2 separate regions of the Homo sapiens genome follow, and region 2 is linked to region 1. Evidence: chromatin contacts called from ENCODE Hi-C or POLR2A ChIA-PET data. All regions are on one chromosome and are shown on one strand. Each heading gives the region's core, a stretch centred on a gene start or an enhancer-like site at or near the end of the contact. The rest is flanking DNA. Distances are from core to core; before and after follow the strand shown.

The links. A loop is a pair of places that touch in the nucleus more often than their neighbours do. ChIA-PET counts read pairs that join two places held with the same protein, here RNA polymerase II (POLR2A). Pooled maps may share reads with other maps.
Region 2: a loop to region 1 is called in a map of CD4-positive, alpha-beta T cell, with 5 times the contacts of the local background. The contact joins two enhancer-like sites. A Hi-C loop is called at or near these places in 4 of 168 maps with a recorded cell type or tissue (CD4-positive, alpha-beta T cell, CD8-positive, alpha-beta T cell, GM12878 and 1 more) and 7 of 50 pooled maps. POLR2A ChIA-PET finds 5 or more read pairs at or near these places in 10 of 52 experiments (CD4-positive, alpha-beta T cell, CD4-positive, alpha-beta memory T cell, CD8-positive, alpha-beta T cell and 7 more).

The regions. Positions count from the first base shown.
Region 1 is chr2:108,956,204-108,962,550 of GRCh38, reverse strand. The region is part of intron 1 of EDAR (ectodysplasin A receptor); the gene reads left to right. It also overlaps a transcript of RANBP2 not described here. Among named protein-coding and RNA genes, the nearest start is that of EDAR, 30 kb to the left of the region's middle. RefSeq lists an enhancer at 4,390-5,589. Within about 2 kb of position 4,455, at least 5 of the 41 ENCODE cell types and tissues checked have a DNase peak (open chromatin) inside an H3K27ac peak, as active enhancers do; they include CD4-positive, alpha-beta T cell and CD8-positive, alpha-beta T cell, where a contact is called at or near this core.
Region 2 is chr2:109,028,021-109,033,932 of GRCh38, reverse strand. It overlaps a transcript of RANBP2 not described here. Among named protein-coding and RNA genes, the nearest start is that of EDAR, 42 kb to the right of the region's middle. Within about 2 kb of position 2,877, at least 9 of the 41 ENCODE cell types and tissues checked have a DNase peak (open chromatin) inside an H3K27ac peak, as active enhancers do; they include CD4-positive, alpha-beta T cell and CD8-positive, alpha-beta T cell, where a contact is called at or near this core.

The DNA.
Region 1 (6,347 bases), core at 3,206-5,705:
GGCGCCCGCCACCACGCCCGGCTAATTTTTTTTGTATTTTTAGTAGAGACAGGGTTTCACTGTGTTCGCCAGGATGGTCTCGATCTCCTGACCTCATGATCCACCAGCCTCGGCCTCCCAAAGTGCTGGGATTACAGGCGTGAGCCACCGCGTCTGGCCGATTGTGTTCCTTTTTCATCACTTATTGGCTATTTGAGCTTTGACAATTATCCCAAACTCTTTAATCCTCCATTTCATTACCTGTAAGACAGGGACAACACAACCTACCTATTTCATAAGATTTTCCTGCGAATGAACGTTGGTTCACATGTGTGAAAGGCTGTGAGAGCGTCCGAGCATCTCAGCGCAATCTGCAATGCGCCATCTGCCATCAGGGAACCCTAAGGAAAGGCTGAGAGGCTGCCTAGACAGGGCGCCACATGCTACCCTACCAGAGTTCACAGTCTCACTTGGACATCTTTGTGGATTTCCTTCTGTGATTTACACAGGGAAAAAAGTCTCTCCAGGATTTTATCCAAACTGTTAGATTCTGGGAGAGGTGTTGGGAGAAACAGCTCATGACTTATCTTACAGCTGCGCTTCCCCTCTTTGATTTCCCTGAACACAGCTAGAGTTTTTCTTACAAATATTAACTTGGAAAAATGAGAGTTGGCCCAGCTATGCTTGCTATGGACTCACTGCTTCCATTCATTTCCAGCACAGGGGCCATTAGTGTGAAGCAAGGGTCTCCCTCCCCAGGCTCAGGTCACGAGAGAGCAGCAGCAGGTTAAAAGACCCAACACATGGGCTGATCACTTCTCACCTCTTCCAGGAAGCCTCCCCAGGCTTTTCCGCACCCACCCAAGGCTGAGCTGAGCCCAAGGCCCCTTGCATCAGAATGAATGTGTTCTGACCATAGAGTTTCAGAAAAGAAAACGTAACAATAACACCATCTGCCAGTGAGTGCTTTTTTAATGTAAATGTCTGTTTTTGCAGAACGTCCATAACCAAAAGAGCAGTTCAACCTTCAGCATGTAAATCTGATGTAGGCAGCGGGAACCAGGAGCTCTACCTCCCTCTGAAGAGGGCCTGGCTGTGAGCAGGGCAGGGCAGCCAAGGAGGGTGGCTGGTCCCAGAGAAGCTGTGCTCCAATGCTGGCTCCTCCCTGCCTGCCTCCACTGGTGGTGGGTGTGCCAGATGCCCTTGAGTGAGTGAGGGGAGGTCAGCCTAGACTGGTGGGTCCTGGGGGCAGAGGCCTCCAGGCTGCAGTGTGTCTCCCCCTCTTAATTATTTAGGAGGGAAAGGACTGGCAACTGTTCCCTTTCCTGAATCTGGTTCTTTACCCTTTCATTAAAAATTATGGTCAGTCTTCTTTTTCTGTCTGGGCCTCCAAAACCCAGTCAGGGCCAGGCCCAGAGGCTCTGCAGCGGGGGCCACTCTGCAGGGTCTGCTCCAGTGCTGGTCGGGAGGTGGCCGAGCATTTCTGCATCCATGCGTGCTCACCCACCACTCATTTATACGCCTGGCCTCTGACCCAACAGTTCTACCACTGGGACTCTATTGTAAGGAAATAATTAGAAGTCTATCCACTGTGTCTTTTATGTACGTTGTGGCGTTCATTATAATAGTGAAAAACTTTGAAATAAAGTCGAATGTCCAGCCTTAGGGGATACTCTTGGTACATCCACATGGTGGAATACTATATAGCCATGTTCCTGAAGAATATTTCAAATGAAGAGGCTCATTAAATCATTAAGCAAACAGGATACAAAACTCAATATACGATATGACTCCTTATGATATATCTATATATCTATACATAGTAAAAGGAAATATATCAAAATCTCAATAATGTTTCCATATGGTAGGACCAGCAGTGATTTTTAGTTTTCTTCTTTATACTTTTACATGTTTGAAAACTTCTTTACAATTAGTAGTGTTTTTACAATCAGGAAAATATGAAAAAAAATGTAAAAACCTATCAGTGACAGAGCCAGCGTGGTGGAAGTTGTTGTCCACTTTTCTGCTGGCTGACGGGGCAGCAGAGACAGGTGTGCACCCTGCCCTGGCTCCTCATGCCCCCACCTTCCAAACATTCCAGATTATACTTATTCTTTGCCTGATCTGAGAAATTCTGGTATCCTGTTTTTGGGGGGAGCACCACAGGTGAACCCATAGAGGCATTCATCAGCAAGAGCGTCTTGAGAACATAGACCACCCTCCACTAAACATTCTGAGGCAGTGAGCACTTTTTTTGTTCAGACAATCTCCTAGGAAAGTGTCAAACCAGCTCCTAAAAACAGAGTTAAAACCTTGGGGGATCCTCAGTTTGAGGCTCTTGTGGACAAATAGAGAAACTGCAGCCCCGGGGAGAACTGGTGGTTGCCAGGACACCCAGGCCAGACTGAGCCAGGGCTGGGATCCCCACCCCGCTCCTCTTAGCACCCTGTACTATCAGTGGACCCAGCCACAGGGTGTGCAGGGTGGACAGGCCAGCACCCAGCTTCCCTCTTTGGAGGGCACTGCTTTCTCAGAGCCACCGTGGCCACGTTAGTGCATCATGACATTGACTGAGTGGCTGCAGACTAGCATGTTTTAAATGGAAAGGGACCATGTGGTATAGCACTGTGTAACATGGTCTAGGATGGAGAATGTTGTGTAGGGCAAGTGTTGGTTTCACTTGGATATGTGTGTGCTTGTATGTATGTGCGAGTATTTTTAGAGAAGGCTTGAGTTTCTTGAGAGACCTGTGGAAAAGCTGGTGTCTCAGAAGACATATCTTTCTCATTTTCAGCCAGCACTCCTCATCAAGCTCCTGAATCCCCTGTAGACATTTGGCTCTCATACGCTGGGGAAAGGCGAAATCTCCACTGCCCACGGCCCCAGCAGCCATTCACCGGGCATCCAGAGCTGAGTCCCAGGGCGCATGCCACAGCCGGCACTGGCCTGGCTGGAGCCCCAAGGGTGTGTGAGGCCCCAGCTCCCCTCAGCCCCATGACTGCTGTGAGAACCAGGTCCCTTGGAAACCTGACAACCTGAGTCATCTTGGCACAGGTTTTAAGCATCACAGAGAAACAAAGCATTGAAAGATGCAATATTCTGCTCATGAAAGACCCAGGAGGACCTGAACTGGGTTGGATCAGGGAGAACCCCAAGTCACAGCCCAGCGTCCCCTGCATTACAGACACTGGGGAGCTCTGATTTCTCTGCTGCATGTCTTGCTCTTTGGGAAAACAAATCTCCAACACCAGGTCATCTCTCCATCCACCAGGCTGTAAGAGTTCCCAGATCGCAGACCACAGGGCTTCATAGGCCATCATCAGCCCCTCTGCACAAACTTGGCCTTGCAATGGCCCCATCAGCTTTACTGAAGCCTTGGCTTTCCTCGGGCCACCTGCCACCAGCATGCCCCATATACACTCCATTAGTCACGATTCTAGCTGTTCCAGAGTCAGGAATTCACGGGAAGCCACAGAGAACTGGTGTTGATACACGTTTTTCTGGCTCTAACCCACTTTCTAAGCATGATTTTGGGAGCACAGTGTCCCGTTCTTCATGGGTGCCAATTCCAATGGCCTCAGCCACTAGCCATGGAGGCCACTTCTTGAGGACTTGCAGGGAAGTGGCATTCCATGATGTGGATGTGGCTCCCAGGTTCTCTCATGAACTGTGTTGTCACCTGCCCCAAACTTGGTGCCTTTTCCCAGCCAGCCATGAGCCTGGAGAGCCCACTATCTCTGGCTGACACTTCCAAGTGGCTGTAACATTCAACAGAATTCATTCACATCCAGTCACAACATTCAACAAAATCAGAAGCCTTGCGCTTGAGCTTTAGGTCTCCTGGGCCAGATATCTAGGGGTGTTCCAACAGAAGTCACCTGCAAAGGCCTGAGAGCTGGACTTGGGCTTCTTAACTACAGAGACTGACTCCTGGCTCTGCCATTGCTAAGGGAGCTAGCTGTCCCGAGCAATAGGGCGGCCATGGGGTGCCCTCCCACCGTCCTTCTGCCCTCTCTACTGTGCGTCCTGGGTCCAGGGTCTTGCCATGCCCCCCTGTTCTGCCCCCTGCCTGAACAAACGCACCCTTGTGAGCCTTCTGCCTCAGCTCCTGGAAGGCACTGCCCTGGGGTTTTTTTTGTTTTTTGTTTTTTGTTTTTTTTTTCCTGCTGAAGGAATAACTATTTCATGGTTATTAATGAAAGTGATAGCAATTCCCTGTGTATTTATCTTAGATTATGTGGTCGTTACGAGCTGAAGTACCTCAAGCAGCCAGTCTGCGGTTGATTTGAAAACAGGCGAGTCTCAACAGTGAGCTTAAGGAAAGGTGTCAGGTATAAATCTTGTCTTCAAACAGCCAGGGTGCATTCCAGACTTCAGAGACACTTCTTTGTATAAAGGCCCTTTTTTTCTCTCCCGCCTTTCTTTCTCCTGGGCCTGGAGGAGGATGAAAGTGCAGGGGTGTGTGCGTTCGTTTAGTCTGATAATGAGGGTGAGGCTCACGGGCATGGTAATTTGGCAGCTTTGGCACTTCCTGTAACAGTTTTGATTTTTTTTTAATCCAAAGGGCTGCTTAAAGACAAACATTTTTTGTTAAACTGCTGGTAGTTCATTTTCTGCAGGAACTGTGCAATTAATCTTGTTTATATTAAAGAGACAGGTTGCTTTTGTCAGCTTTCCTGCGCTATAATTAATAAAGATCAAAAACGTTACAAAAACATAATATTTAGCTTAATGCAGATGAGGCTAGGCAACAGCTGCATCAATTAGAGGAGCAAAAGGGGAAAGAAATACCCTTTGCTTTGGAATAACTCGGATGCATTAAAAAACATGGATTGTGAGGCTTCTCACCTCCACTAGCCTCGCCTGGTAGGCCCGGTGAAGGATGGGGTTTGGACATCAAATAGTTTGTAAGGCCGCATCAATTATGTTGTAAATGCAGTTGGAGGCACCTACTCTTAACCCACGTTTATCCAGGTGTGTGGCTGTGGATCAGAAGCATGGAGCCTGAGGATCTCTGCAGTGGAGGAGGGTGAAGAAATCAGATGGCAGGCAGAACCTGATAGAACCATCCAGCCCCCTGGGGGGCCTCCATGAGCCCGGGGCCACTTGATTTATAGCCCTCTATTTGAAGGACTGTCATTAGAAACCAAAACAGTGATTAGATATGCCCAAACAGATGTCATTACCTGCCCCCGACTTCCTAAACCAGTGACTAAGACCTTTGGCTTCCACATGAGAGTTCAAACAGGGTCATCTCTGCCCATAAACAAGAGGCGTTGCTGTTTCCAGGCTTTCATCTGTCTCACGAAGCGAAGGTGAACAGCCACCTGGGAGCCCACCAGAAATTTGGTGGAGATGCAGTGTGAGGGCTGGAACTGGTTGTCAGTGGCACCCAGGCCAGTTACCTCACTTAGATTTCAAGGAATTGAGGCCTGGGGAAAGTGTAGAACTGCAAGTCCCACAGTTACACAGCCTTTGCCTTGGCTGGGCGTGGCGGCTCACGCCTGTAATTCCAGCACTTTGGGAGGCCGAGGCAGGCAGATCACCTGAGGTCGGGAGTTTGACACCAGTCTGACCAACGTGGAGAAACCCCGTCTCTACTAAAAATACAAAAAATTAGCGGGGCGTGGTGGTAGGTGCCTGTAATCCCAGCTACTCGGGAGGCTGAGGCAGGAGAACCGCTTGAACCTGGGAGGTGGAGGTTGCGGTGTGCTGAGATCGTGCCATTGCACTGTAGCCTGGGCAACAAGAACAAAAACTCTGTCTCAAAAAAAACAAAAAAAAAAAGAGAGCTTTCGCCTTTCCTGCTGAGCTTCAAAACTTGGGATCCTAATCGTAAAAGTCCAGGACAAGGAGGGATATGCAAAATGAATCATAACCCAAATATTTTCAGCAAATTCTGGTGGCATAAGAAGGTGGCTGAGCAGATGGAAGGAACTGCCCATAATCAAGCATCTATGAGGGAAATTTCACTGTCAGTCAACCATCTAACCAGAAAAGCACCCAAGGGAGCCTTGTGCCTTGCCAGATTTCAATGCCATGTGTAGTTTCTTGGCTACCCAGAATGGACTGATAAACATCAGAACCTGCTGACGTGAGAGACTCTTGGTGCAGTGCTAGTGGAGGACATGGAGGGATTTGAGTGGCATCAGGAATGCCAGTATTCTAAACCAAATGGAGTTCCTACCTGAAACCAAACCAAAGTCATCTCCAAGTTTTAGAGGACACCTCTACAGGCATCATAACACTCTCATGCCCTTTAACTTCTACTCTTCAGAATGTATAAAAAGGGTATCTCCAGCCAGGCACAAAGATGTTCATTGCAACTGTATTTATGACAGTGAAAATTGGGAACCAGCCTGAAGGAC
Region 2 (5,912 bases), core at 1,628-4,127, 73 kb before region 1:
CCAGGCTGAAGTGCAGTGGTGCAATCTCGGCTCACTGCAGCCTCTGCCTCCTGGGTTCAAGCAATTCTCGTGCCTCAGCCTCCCGAATTGCTGGGACTACAGGTGCCCGCCACCACACCTGGCTCATTTTTTTTGTATTTTTAGTAGAGACGGGGTTTCACCATGTTGGCCAGGCTGGTCTCGAACTCCTGACCTCAAATGATCCACCCGCCTCAGCCTCCCAAAGTGCTGGGATTACAGGCATGAGCCACCGCCTCTCAAAAAAAAAGTATCATCAAAGAAGGGAAACTCACCAGATCAACACATCCAGACAATGAGATACCCTACATTGTGACTGCTTCCTTGCCCCTCCGTAGTTCCTGTTTTCTTACACACTGTTATCTTTCTTCCCTGGTGTATAAACCCCTAGTTTTAGGTGGATGGGGAGATGGATTTGAGACTGGGCTCCCATCTTCTCAGCTACAGCACCTGATTAAAGCCTTCTTCCTTGGCAATACTTGTCATCTCTGTGATTGGCTTTCTGTGCAGGGAGCGGCAGGACCTAGACAGAACCTGGGTGTTTCGGCAACACCACCTGCCTCTGCTTCCGAGGGCACACTCAAAAAGGAGGGGACTGGGCCCGTGCATTCACCTCAGTGTCTCTGTTTCACAAAAGGAGTCGTGGAAATCAGAATAATCAAAATCTCAGCTCACAGAAATGAGCGAGGCTGAATGCAAAATTAAAGTGGACAGGGCCCATCAACAGCCTGAAAGGGGCTTTGTTATTCCTTCCTAGGGAAGTCATCACCTCTCAGAGAAGTGTCTGGCTGAGTAATGACCAAACATGAAAGGTCTCTGTCCACTCAAGGCATGGATCATACTAAGGCCTGGTGATCAGTTTAAAGGAAATGTATTTCCCATGGCTGATGTCCACAACGTTCAGCTTCCAAGGGTTCAGGAAGGACTTATATTTCACCCTGCCATGACATGGGTCAAATATGAGGCCTCTTTGAAAATCCAGGGAAAATTAGCTCCTGGTGACATAGGATGCACTTCTTAGCTCCTAGTTGCCCATCTGGAGTTCTCTGTTAGGCCCACAGAATCAGCAAACTCTGTGTGGAATTAGGCGATTGCTCCTCAGTAGTGGCAGTGCAACCGGAGGGAAATTATTGTTCCATTCTGACTTGTGAGTTCCTATAAATCTTAGCTTTAAATCAAATGCTCTGTGAGTTGCTACAGGAGTTTCATTTAACCCACCAGCCTGTGCAAGAGGTGAGAGGTGGCCCGACTGTGAAATCCCAGAAGACACATCTAGTTGGCCAAGGCCTCTGCTCTCAGCTGGAGGAAAGACTCCCCCACCCCACCCCATGGGGAGGGGAGAAAGCGCATGGATGGAGTGGGATGAAGAATGGAGAGTGAGGAGAAAGCCCTTCCATGGTGTAAAAGTCAGGGCATCCGCTGAAGCCTCTCACACATTCGACCGATGTCACCCCAAGGAGCAGTTTCACCAGACAGGGTGCTGAGTCTAGCACAGCATCTGTTTGCAGACGGTGCTTGAAAGGACTGAGGTTGGGTCCTGGAGTTCTAAAGTTCTAACCCTTTTCTTCTGTCTTATTTCACCTTCCTGCAAAACAAAGAGGGGGTGGGGAGGGACAAAAAAAATCGCTATGCAGAAGTTCACTCCGGAAAATGCCCTGAAATAAAATCAACAAGATTGATGTGCAGGCAGACAGGTAATAACTTTAGAAGTGAAAGAAATCTCCAAAGATCTATGACATTTTTAACAAAACAGGGGGAAGGTGGGCAGCGCTCAAAACTGCAGAGCGGTAATTACACCCACAGGAAGTCTCTAATGAACTTGAAAACAAAGCTCCGAAGAAAGGGAAAGAAGATAACTGCAGAGTTCTGTTTACGTAACCGTAGGGGGTTTGAACACCAAGAACTTACAGCTCCTGAAACGCGGTGAGGAAATGGGAGGGAGGGCAGCGAGCGTTCAGAGTTTTGGCAAAAGGTCAAAGAGAGTGAACGGATGTGGGGGGAGGGGAAGAAGGTGGCGGGGGGTGGGTGGTAGCGCTCACGGGACAAGAAATTGAGCAAACAGAAAAGCTTAGTTGCTGAAGAAAATACTTAGAGGAAGGAGGGTTCTCTTCGCTGGGGGCAAAGTGGGGCAGCTTTATCCCGCCTGTGGCCCGGAGGTAGGCGTTGGCGCAGGTCTCGCCGGCGCCCGCAGCGCGTCCAGGTTGCCACCGGCAGAGCCCGGCCCACGTGGCCGACGCTGAAGCGGCGCTCTCCGTTCCTCCAGCGGGCGCTTCCCGGCCGAGCTGCAGGGGGTGCACACAGCAGAACTTCACTGCGCCCTCCTCGCCGCACGTGGGGCCAGGCCGTGCGCTAGAGACCCGCGGACTCGGTGCAGCCCGGCGAGGCGGGCAGAGCCGACTGCTGGGTCTGAGCGCGCATCCCCTGCTGCTACTGATTGAAGCCCAGTCCCCGGTGCAACAGTAGTAAGAGGGGGCCTCCAGGGAAGTGATTCCGTCGTAAGGGGAACGGGGCTGATAACCTTATAAGAAGGCTGGAGGAAGCTGTTTCCTCCCTTCCGCTCCTTCTGCAGAGCGTTCCCGTCTCTACCCCACCCCTGCCACATCAGAGCCCCCATCTGTGCTGAGTCAGCCAGCACCCATCAAGAAGCCCCCATCTGTGAGGAACAGGCCCCCCTCACTGCTGACACCTTGATGGTGGACTTCCAGCCTCCAGCACGGTGAAAAGGAAATGGCTATTTATAAATTACTCTCTAAGGTGTTTTGTTGTAGCAGCAGGAATGGACTTAGGGACCCGGAGTTCTTACCATTGCCCAATCACAATACCCTTAGACTCCAGCATCTCCACACATGGCGTCCCCTCGTGGAGCGCTCCGTGTCTTACCATGAGTCAGTGAGACAAAAGGTGCAGATGACACTGATGGTGGTATACATGCACACTGTGTTAGTCTGTGTACTAGTTATGAGTATATATACCAATTATTAAACCATTTTACCAAGAAAATAAAGACTTGGGAGATGTTAAAAAACTGCCAAAGTCGGGTGTGGTGCACCTGTGGTCCCAGCTACTCTGGAGGCCGAGGCAGAAGGACTGCTTGAGCCCAGGAGTTCAAGACCAGCCTGGGCAACATAGTGAGACCTAGAAAACAAACAAACAACAACAACAACAACAAAAACTGTCAAGAGACAGAACCTGGATAAGAAGTGGGTTATATAAACCAAAGTGGTCCAAAAATTCAGATGCCTGAGGGGCCCCAAGCTGGTCCTAGGTACTCAGGAAAGTACAATTCTAGAAGGAGCCTTCTGCTTAACAGCCTGCTGGTCATCCTCAAAGAGGCCACCACTCCCCACTCCTTCTCAGGGAGCCTCATCCCATCAGACAGTGAGGCCCATTCTTTCATTCATTCAGGTCATATTTACTGTCTATCCAGAATGCACCAGGCACTGTGCTAGGTGCTACTATACACATTATCACATTTGGCAGGGTATGGCACACCTCTTCATTTAAAAATAACCTTTCCAATGACATTAACAATGGGCTTTACTTACGTGAAATTCACTTAAAATAGAATTCTAAGGAATTTTACGTAGCATACCATAATTTGGCTAGAGGAGAAGGCTGGGTCTTCAGTGGGAAAATGTTGAAGGTAAAGCACTTGAGCGCATGGCCTGCTGGGGAGAGTGCTGAGCCAGCTGGCTGTGCAGGGGAGGATTGAGGAAAAGGCTGAAAATGAAGGCTGAGGATCAGTTTCATGAGCTCTCGAATCCAGGTTGATTTGAAACTGTTCTTTGCATAGGCAGAACATTCTGAGGTAGCAAACAAAAGTTAGAGTCAAAGAATTCTTTCTAAAGAATGATGTCAAGGAGGCAGTAAATCTAAGACTCACCCACACACTCGAACTGGCACTCAGTAAATGCTTACTGAATGAATGAATCAATCAATCCATCAATACAGAGATAGCAACCAGGATCCTTGTCAAGTCAAGAGGGTTATTAGTATAGTATTTCTTTAAAATAAACAGCCTTATCTGTGAGCAAAATAAGAGGCTGCCCCTGAAGGCTAAGGATGTCTGCATCCATTTGAGAGAAACAGCCTTTCATTGTGCAATGATTAGGCTTAAGTTGCTGGCAAGGCTGGAGACAAGGATAGAGATGAAAGGCTGGATGATGGCTGCCGGGGGGCCCTGTCCTGCAGCTGTTCCAGCCAGGAAAGGAGAGGGGAACAGAGGAGACAGCACAGGCAGCAGGCAGGCATCCCAGGCCGAGGAAGGAGGGAGGGCTCCCCAGGGTCACCCTGCTCTACTTTTGGAGCCTGATGCTGTAAAGTTTGCCCGGCAGGGACACACATGCTGCAGAATCTCCTCTTTCCCCTCATTGAGAGGACCAGGTTTTCCCTTGGAAACGGACAGACACACACTGAGCTGCTGCTTCCCAGGAGGGCTGAGGCACCCTTCAATAACTTCAGGCATCAGTGTCAGCCACATCATGGTTTCCCACCTCCAGATTCCCATGCCTTCCTTACCCTAATGAAGTTTCTCCCATTTACACATGGTCCCTCATCATCCCTCTCCTGGATGCTTTACTAGCTTTATGGAAGGAACTTGGAGGAGTGGCCAAGGCAGAACCCAGCAGCTGCGGCCATGGGGGTGAATGGGGGCTGGGATGGGGAGGGACTCCATAGACTCAGTGTTGACATGAAGGAGGAAAGGGCCCAGGTGTCCTATTAACAGTAATAACAATAATCTTGCCTTAAACCTTATTTATTTATTTATTTATTTTATTTATTTTTGTAGTTTAGAATGAGGTGAGGGCTAAAGAAATAAACAATCACATAGGCCGGGCACAGTGCCTCACGCCTGTAATCCCAGCACTTTAGGAGGCTGAGGTGGGAAGATTGCTTGAGCCCAGGAGTTTGAGACCAGCCTGGGCAATATGGCAAAATCCTGTCTCTACTAAATAAATAAATAAATAAACAAACAAATAAATAAATAAACAATCACAACTAAAGTCGTGACAGCCAGATTCACACATGCATTCTCAGTTGGCCCTCACAGTCCCTGACAGCCACACAGATCCTGAGAGTGTGAGGCTGCTCTGGAAGACAGGAGTGGGGCTTAGACCCGATGACCTCTAAGCTCTGTTCTGCTGCTTTAGGTCCAGGGTCAAGGTGTAGGAGGGGCAAGATATGTGTGGGGGAAGGGCAAGAACCGGGCCTACTGACTTAAGCTACTCATTTGGGTGCATGTCTGCCACCCTCGGAGGGCCTGTGGAATAGGTCAGAGCACTCCTCTAAGTGAGGGCTGTTGGGATCGGATGCTTAGGGCACAGCAGAGGAGATTGAAACAGCATTCAGCACTGTCCAGATGTTGATGCAAGGACTGTCACCCTCAAATACAGTGTGTCAGCCACCATGAGCCACTGTGCAGGAGGGCCTGAGGGTGGCGTGTGGAGACAGGCCTCCCAGCAACGGGGAAGCCAGGGTGCAGCAGCAGGGCCTACCTTCTTGGTGTAAGGCTCTTCCTTCAGTGGAGGTAAGGGCCGTGGCCCAGCATGCACTTTGTACTTTCCATTAGCCCTGAGGCTCAGGTGTCAATTATGGTTTAGCATTTAAAATCGAACAATATGTTTTTATTTTATTTATTTCTTTTGAGACAGGGTCTCACTCTGTCACCCAGAGTGGAGTGCAGTGGCATGATCATGGCTCACTGCAGCCTCAACGTCCTGGGTTCAGGTGATCCACCCACCTCAGCCTCCTGAGTAGTGGAGACTACAGGTGTATGTCACCTGGCCCAGGTAATTTTTTGCATTTTTTGTAGAGACAGGGTTTCACCATGTTGCCCAGGTTGGTCTCAAACTCCTGGGCTCAAGATGTCTGCCTGTCTTGGCCCCCCAGTGTGC